2 separate regions of the Homo sapiens genome follow, and region 2 is linked to region 1. A link is an interaction called in ENCODE POLR2A ChIA-PET data of the cell type or tissue named here. Cell type or tissue: MCF 10A. All regions are shown on one strand. Each heading gives the region's core, and the rest is flanking DNA. Links, peaks and the distances in the headings are about the cores only.

Region 1 (4,404 bases), core at 156-4,155:
AAACATTAATCAAGAATATAATTTTGACTTATTTTATTTATTTACCATTTCCCTCATTTGGAAGATTTGTTTTATTTTATAGCTTTAAAGAAATACTTAGGCCGGCCGGGCACAGTGGCTCACGCCTGTAATCCCAACACTTTGGGAGGCCGAGGCAGGAGGATCATGAGGTCAGGAGATGGAGACCATCCTGGCTAACACGGTGAAACTCCGTCTCTGCTAAAAATACAAAAAATTGGCCGGGTGTGGTAGCACGCACCTGTAGTCCCAGCTATTCCAGAGGCTGAGGCAGGAGAATCGCTTGAACCCAGGAGGCGGAGCTTGCAGTGAGCTGAGATCGCACCACTGCACTCCAGCCTGAGCGACAGAGCGAGAATCTGCCTTAAAAAAAAAAAAAAGAAATATTTTCTTTCTTCAACTTCATTGCTCATGTATATCTGGCTTTTATAATAGTGGTTGGGGGAAGTTCACAAGAGAGGTTGGCATCTGGAAGAAATGAGGAATTTGCTTCTTCATTTCCCCACCATGGATGGAGGGTAGTGGAGAGGAAGTGTGGAGTGCTTGAAGTGATTAAATTTGCTGGGCCATCTGGTCATCAGGAAAAGGCTGTGTTTTCAATTTCACGGTGAATGAGAAGTTTATTAAGGAAGGAAGAAGGAAGCCGAATTTAGTTTAAGGAAGAAAACAATTAGTTTAAGGAAGAAAATAATCATACTTTTCATAATCATAAAAGAAATCATATTTCTGCCATGAAGAACTTCAGCTTGCTTAATTGTAAAAAGAAGGGTCACCTGTTGAAGACTATCCACAGGTGGAACTGTGTAATGATGCTCTCTGTATCACTAGGGAGAACTTGGTGACAGTGGTTTGGGAAGATGAACAAACACGTGAGGGTAGCCTCTTGCTGTGGAGTTGCTCCAGTCCCCTAACGTCTGTCCCCATCCCCATACAATTATTATGGAGGGAAGAAAATGAGTCCAAGGGGTAAATTTTTCTCAGCCAAGGAAAAAATTTATTTATGTAATGCCTCATTCCTTGAATTTTGTTGCCAAAGTCTCTGATCTAGTTATCAGTTGGAAAGCCATGAATCAATGTAATTGAGGAGCATCTATCTCCTCATCTGTTTATTGAACTGCCTCATACTTTAAACATTAAAACCAGGCTCATATATTATTCACCAATTTTAAAATCACATACTAAGTTCAAGAAAGGCTATAGGAAGAAAATCAAGACTAGTACAAGAAGTCAGTGCAAAAAGCATATATTTGCACTAAACATTGAAACTGGAAATCTGGCAGAGAGATGGCAATGGACACAGGTATGCAAAAAATGAAGAGCTTGGAGGTGAGTCCACTCGTTGTCACCTGCTGCAGGCTTATCATCATCTCTGCAAGTAATTAATACGATTATCTTATGCTACCTGTATTGAATCCACAATGCTCAAATACTGGGATGTGATTGAGATTGAGTAGCCTGAAACTTTTTAAAGGATTTGTAGAAACTACAATTCCAAGAAAAGTGAAGGTTGCTTTATTTAAGGAACAACTAATTACTAAGGATAGGATGAACTTTTCCTAACCTTTAGGAGACAATTACCCAGATGGCCTTTGGTATATTAGGAATGTTTATCAAATTGAGAATTCTTTTTGGGTTTATTTGAAGCCTTCAGTATATATAGAGATGGTTGGGGCCAGGAGCAGAATGCCAGGCAAGAAGAATGGAATGTGCAGAAGTTGCATGATGAGAGCTTCCAGACCACAGACAAGGTCAGCGTGGCTGATGACTCGCTGGTCTGGACTGAGAAAAGTTGAGCTGGAAGGTACAAAGGGCCAGGTTATGCAGAGCACTCATGCCATGCGAAGGAGTTAGACATTTGCTGCAGATGATATCGAAGAATTTTACCAGGCAGCCCTCCCTGTCTGCTGACATCCTGGCTTGCAATCTTTTCTCTTCTCTCTCTGCTTCAAACTCATGCTCAAGCCTGATGCACTGCTTTCATGTGCATGTGGACAGCCCATCCAATGCCTGCGTCTCAAAGGCCTGTTCAGTTTCCAAGTTCTCTACCTCTACACCTCTGGTTTTGTTCTCATTCAAATCCACTCTTCATCTGAAATGTGAAACTCTCCTAACAGTGAGTGTAGTAATTTTCATCCTTCCCACATTCCATTACCTTCACTGAATGTGCTGTTCAGGACTCTGGTGCCTTGATGTCCCGTCACCTTGTCCTTCTCCTCTCTACGTACTTACCTTCTGTTTTAGTCAGGGTTCTCTAGAGACACAGAATCAATAGGATGTGTATAGAAGTAAAAGAGAAATTTATTTTCAGGAATTGGCTCACATGATTACCAAGGCTGAGAGGTCCAAAATATGCAAGATGAGCTGGCAGGATGGAGACTCAGGGAGGATCCAGTGTTGTGGTTCAAATACAAAGACTGTCTGTTGGCAGAATTCCTTCTTGTTTAGGGGAGTTCAATCTTTATTCAGGCCTTCAGCTGGTTGGATGAGGCCCACCCACATCATGGGGGACAGTTTGTTTTCCTAAAAGTCCACTCATTAAATATTCATCTCATTTGAAAGCACTCTCACAAAAATATCCAGAATTATGTTTCACCACATATCTAACACTGTGGCCCAGCCGAGTTGACACACAAAATTAACAATCATACCTTCCTTTCTTTTCCAACCTAGATGTACCCAGTGAATGATTTCATTTGCTTCTCCCTTACTCCCTTAACTTATTGTGTAACCACTGCATTTGCTTTGTTAATGCCAAAGCTTGTATCACTCTTGCAATCTGCTGCTGCTTCTAAAACTGCTCAATACAAGAAAACCACAAACTCAGGTGTAATGGTGCTACAACAAATGTGTGGTCTCCAGCTTCAAATGGGCCCACAGCGTTGCTAGGAAGTGCTTGTGTGTCCTCAGTCAGCTCCCTCTCCACTCCCACAGTGGCTGTCTCAGACCTAAACAGTTCTATGAGTCCCTGACCCATACGTGTCCCTGTCTCTGTCTCTGCCTCTCTCTCTCTCTCTCTCTCGCTTGCTTTCTCTCTCAGCAGTTGAACTTACCTGTTACTCTGCAGTGAAAATTGTGATCTCAGGCATGAACCACCTTCAGTTTGCTGCTCTTGATCCCTGTCCTAACCATTTGAATAATCTTGGCTTGCCCACATCAGAGAATGTTAGGAGCAGATAAAAAAGCCCATAGACATTTATACTTAGTCTTCAGAATCCATCCAGAGCAACTCTGCCCCTTCTTGGTTTTGACTTTCTGGTGCCTTGATTCCTTGCCCCATTTTCCCATTTTCTGCCTTCCACTTGCCACCTTGTTTCTTTAATTTGTGCCTCAATTTGAACTCAGCATGCCAGCTTTGACCTTCATACTCCTCAAGGTCACATGTTCTGGTGGCTACTCTCCTCAGGGTGGAAGACGGTGGCAGTGGCTGGAGAGGCCTGCATTCAATTCCTGTATCTGCGGCTTGGCTGGATAACATGGCTTGTTCAGAACTGTAGAGTTCCTAAGGACTTTGGTGGCCCTGTGTCTAATATGACACCTTGCAGTTCTCACTGCTAGCCTCTCAGCCGCCAGCCAATGCTCGTAGCAATTACAAATCTCCAGGAGGACTTCCTGATACCCTCTGGTGTACCAAGAAGCTGTACAAAAAAGCATTTCAGTCAGTTCTTGTCTCTGTGGAGTGGGAGGCCAGTTTGGATCTCCTCCAGACGTACATCGTCCACCCATATAGGCCAGAAATGCTTAGCTCACTACTAGAGTCTCTTTGAAGGGCACAGTTCATTACCAGTTACCTGCCTCCTAACTCCACCTGCCCCCTCCATGGTAGGCTGTTCCATCTTTCAACTTGCCTCACCTGCTAAATATCCACTTTCAACTCCTACATCTGACCCCAGAACTCAGGCTAGGAAACCTAAGTAGGATTTAGAAAAGGCAGGACATCTGGATGTGGTTGGGCAGATGGTACCAGTCATGGAGAGATGGGAATAGGAAAAGTAGCAGGACGTTTGAAGAGGAAGATGATAAGTGACTGTGGCCATGTTAAATCTCAAAATTAGAGAACTCAGTGAATGAATGAATGAGTCAGTAAATTCTCCTTGAGAGTGAGTTAAATTCTTGGGAATGTCCCTTATCTTCCTCAGCCTACCTACAAATTAATGGAGCAATGTGTAATCATTGTGACCTCCTGAGGGGCTTCTATTATGCATAGGTTGTACAGTCTGACTTACTCGCTGTATTCCCTCCCCTCCAGATCATGAGGGTTCCTTTCTCATCATATAAGTTGTTAAAACAAAAGGAACAGTGCTAATCACCTTAATACCAGTCATTTAAACAAAAGGGATTTGTTATATGTAACTGAAAAGTTCCCACTCAAATTGTCTTGTTATAGCA
Region 2 (4,404 bases), core at 282-4,281, 150 kb before region 1:
GATAGAAATAGACTCAGTGAAAATGATACACTGGAATTGTTAGACATAGACTATAAAGCAACTAAATTTGCTATGTTCAAAGAAATAAGGCCAAAAATAAAAATCTAGCAACAAACTGGAAACTAAAAATTATCCAGCAGATATGAAAGCAGTAAGATAATAGTAAAACTGAAAAACACACTATTTAAAACTTAATCATTAGGTTGTACATGAGATTAGATATAGGTGTAAAGAGAATTAGTGAACTGGGAGATAGGTCAGAATAAACAGTTCACAATGCAATGTGGAACGATAAAAAGGGGAGCTCCAAAGAAGATGGTAAGAGATACAGATATTCAGCGCAAAGAACCAGAAATCCAGAGAGCCAGCTTGAATTCCAAATTCCATCATTACCTTATATAATACATTTGACACACATAATTTTTTATGCCTCTGGGTTTCAGCATCACTTCTTAGTGGGCACTGCTGTTAATGCAGTTTTTACTTATGTAGCATAGTCCAAAGATTGCTTAAGTTTTCTGCTGTAACTTCTCATTTTTTCCATTTAACCATTTAATGAAAACATTTACTAAGTATGTAATATTTGCCAGATCCTAAGATAGATGCCAGGAATGGATACAAAGAACAGTTTGTTCATTATAAACTCAAATACTGCTGTCATGTGTCAGCTTATATAGCTGGACAGCTGAGGCTGAATTCCTGGAAATGCCCCCTGTATTCTGAAAGCCTAGACTCAAATAGCATTTTGAGAACTATCCATTTTTATGACTTACATTTAGGAATAACACAGCCTCCTTTTCTAGCCTTCCTCAGAAGAGTATCACCAGAAGATACTCTGAAACTCTCAACTTGGTCAAATGTATAACATAAAGGAAGGATGGAATTTGGAATTCTAGCTAGCTCTCTAGATTTCTAGTTCCTTGCTTTGAAAAGGGAACTGGAGGCCGGACGCGGTGGCTCATATCTGTAATCCCAGGACTTTGAGAGGCCGAGGCGGGCGGATCACGAGGTCAGGAGAGCTAGACTATCCTGGCTAAAACGGTGAAATCCCGTCTCTACTAAAAATACAAAAAAGCCGGGCATGGTGTGCCTGTAATCGCAGCTACTTGGGAGGCTGAGGCAGGAGAATGGCGTGAACCCAGGAGGCAGAGCTTGCAGTGAGCCGAGATCGCGCCACTGCACTCCAGCCTGGGTGACAGAGCAAGACTCTGTCTCAAAAAAAAAATGAAAGAAAGAAAAGGAAACTGGAAGACCCAGGTTCTAGATCTGCTACTACTTATGCTGACCTCACTGTCCACTCCTTTAACTTTGGCAATTTCAAAAGTAATTAGTTAGATCAGACTCTGGGCAAATCATTTAGCTAGCCTATATTTCAGAATCTTTTTTAAAAACACTTTTTTAATACACTGTCAAAGATTTATTGTGCTTAAAAATGTGAATTAAAATATATTCTGAATTTTAAAAAATCAGAAATGAGTTTTAAAAATGGTTGATTTGTGGGAGTTCTTTATATTCTGTGTATGAGAGAGAGATTTTCTCAGTTTCTGGCTTGCTTATTTATCTTTAAAATTGTGTCATTTCATGGGTAGATTGTTTTTAACTTTGTAAGTCCAGCTTATCAATTTGTTCTCTTTTTTTTTTTTTTTTTTTTGAGATGGAGTCTCACTCAGTAGCCCAGGCTGGAGTGCAGTGGCATGATCTCAGCTCACTGCAACCTCCATCTCCCGGGTTTAAGCAATTCTTCTGCCTCAGCCTCCCAAGTAGCTGGGACTACAGGTGTGCGCCACCATGCCCAGCTAATTTTTGTATTTTTAGTAGAGACAGAGTTTCACCATGTTGGCCAGGCTGGTCTCGAACTCCTGACCTCAAATGATCTGCCCACCTCGGCCTCCCAAAGTGCTGGGGATTACAGGTGTGCATCACCGCGCCCGGCCTATTCTTTTATGGTTAGTACTTTTTTGGGTCCTAAGACAACTTTGCCTATCCCAAGCGTGAGGAAATTCTATGTTTTCATCTAGAAGGTTTTTGATTCTGGTCTAAGCCTATGATCATCTCAAATTAATTTTTGTGTATGGTGTGAAACAGAAGTTGAGGTTCACTTTTTCCTATACAGATGTCCAGTTTTCCAGAACCAAATGTAAAGATATTTTCCCCCATTTAATTGACTTAAAGCCTTGGTTGAAAAAAAATGTTTATATATATAGATAGGTAGGTAGGTAGATAGATAGATATCCCTCGTATGGAGTGGCTGCTTTTGAATTCTGTATGCTGTTGCCTGCCTCATACTACGTGTTCTTGATTGCTGTAGAGTAAGGCTTCTGGATTTGTTTGTAAAGATTATTTTGGGCATTTTAGATCATGTATATTTCCATAGCAATTTTAGAATTAGCCTGTTAATTTCTGCTAGGATTTTGCTAGGGATAATATTGACTCTATTGCTCAATTTTGAGAGAATTGCCATCCTAACAGTGTCGAGTCTTCTGATCCATGAATATTATATATCTTGTCATTTATTTAGGTATTTAAAAAATTCTCTCAGTAGTATTTTATAGGTTAATAAAGGTACATATTTTGTTGGTTTTATTTCTATTTTTTAATTTTATTTTTAATTATGTGTTTCTAATACAAAGAAACATAATTGAGTTTAGTATATTGACCTGTCATACTACATTTCTGAAATCACTTATTCTAGTAATTTCTGTAGATTCCATAGGATTTTCTGTATATGTAATCATGTCATCTAGGAATAGGAGAGCTTTCACTTTTCAGTATTTATGACTTTTCCTTTTCTTGCCTTAGTGCACTGACTAGGATTTTCAGTACTATGTAGAGTAGAAGTGGTGAGAATGTATTTACTCGTCTTGTATTGATCTCTTAGGAAAAGCATTTAATGTCCCATGACTAAGTAAATAATGTTAGCTGTAGTTATTTCATCGACATCATCCATCAGCTTCAGAGAGTTCTGTTCCTAGTTTGCTGAGAGTTGTTATTATTAATGGCTATTGAATTTTGTCTAATGATTTTTCTGCATTTGTTGAAGTGATCATCTAGCTTTTCTCCTTTATTCTGCTAATGTGATAAATTACATTAAATCAACCTTGTATTCCTGGAATTAAATCATTTTGTCATGATGTATTATTATTTTTATATTTTGCTAAAATCATTTTTCTATTATTTTAAGGATTTTCTGTCTATGTTCACGGGTGATGTTGTTCTATAATTTTCTTCACATAAAAGGCTTCAGAATCCAAATATCCCTTCACAAAGATTATCTGCCATATAATAATGTCCTTTTAAGCATGAGCACTTCTGTCTCTTGTCCTTCATTCACCCCAAGGATGACATTGGCTATTAAATGAAAGAAAGTGTCGAATTAGAGTCAGGACATTTGATAGCTGTTTCACCTTAGTATCTCCAATCTAACATAGAGAACAATCTCTGACTAGACCAGTGCACACAGTGGTTCTGGAAATGAAATGAGAAATGAGAAAGCTTCAAAAACCAAATTTCAAAATAAAAGAGTATTTCTCAAAAAAATTTTTTCTTCACATAATATCTTCATAACAGTTTATTGTTAAATTTAAGACTCTAGCTTTTTAGTTTCATATTTCATAAATTTCTTCATTTTAAGTTTCTTCTACTTTCTCAAGGTTTATTATAATTATTTTGTGCTTTTTAGTTGAATTTTTTGAATTATAAATATACGTGTCTATGAGTTTTCCCCTACATAAATAAGTAAATAAATATTGTATAGTATTTATAATCAAAGACATGAAATAGTAGCAAGAATACTATATACCTCAGTCACAGATAAGGTTCCAGTAATGGGTCTGTAGATATTCAGGGTTTCTGCTAGCTACTCCTCTTCTGTGAATCCTGTATGGTCTTTGTAGATCTGGCGTTTAACCTCCAGGTTATAACCAAGAAGACAAGTCAGTGATGATCAGATGACATTAAGTTTTATAGTCCCTACCATGCTAACTCTAGGCCCAAATTTGTTGACTTTACTACTGACATTTTGGACCAGATAATCCTGTATTGGGAGGGAAAGAAGATTGTCCTGTGTACTAGAAGGTGTTTAGTAGCATCTTTGGCTTCTGTCTTCTAACTGTCCATAGCAGCCTTACTTGTGACAATTAAAAATGTCTGTAGACGTTACCAAATGTCCTGGAGTAGGGTGAGACCAGAATTGCAACCTAGATGGCAACTACTGCTCTAGGTTGATTTCTTTTTGTCATTTATGTAGACCTAGTAGATTTCTATGTAATTTGTATATATATTAAATTACCTTTTCAATTAATAGCAAACCAGGAAGAACATGGCAAAGTCAACTGTTAGCTGCTTCAAACAGTAGAAAAATTACAGATTGGATATTGTCACTTGTACCTTATTTGGTATCACAAG

Evidence for each region. Peaks named below come from ENCODE experiments on the same cell type or tissue, not always from the same donor. Only the 100,000 strongest peaks of a DNase experiment are listed, where the experiment ranks them.
Region 2: POLR2A ChIA-PET joins it to region 1 with 5 read pairs; 2 of 35 experiments call an interaction of 5 or more read pairs at or near these places.

The regions. Positions count from the first base shown.
Region 1 is chr14:31,879,333-31,883,736 of GRCh38, forward strand. No RefSeq gene overlaps it. Among named protein-coding and RNA genes, the nearest start is that of LINC02313, 63 kb to the right of the region's middle. In MCF 10A, for the core only: no CTCF peak of the experiment used is centred there; a DNase peak (open chromatin) is centred at 1,769.
Region 2 is chr14:31,730,979-31,735,382 of GRCh38, forward strand. The region is part of intron 6 of NUBPL (NUBP iron-sulfur cluster assembly factor, mitochondrial); the gene reads left to right. Among named protein-coding and RNA genes, the nearest start is that of NUBPL, 170 kb to the left of the region's middle. In MCF 10A, for the core only: no CTCF peak of the experiment used is centred there; no DNase peak of the experiment used is centred there.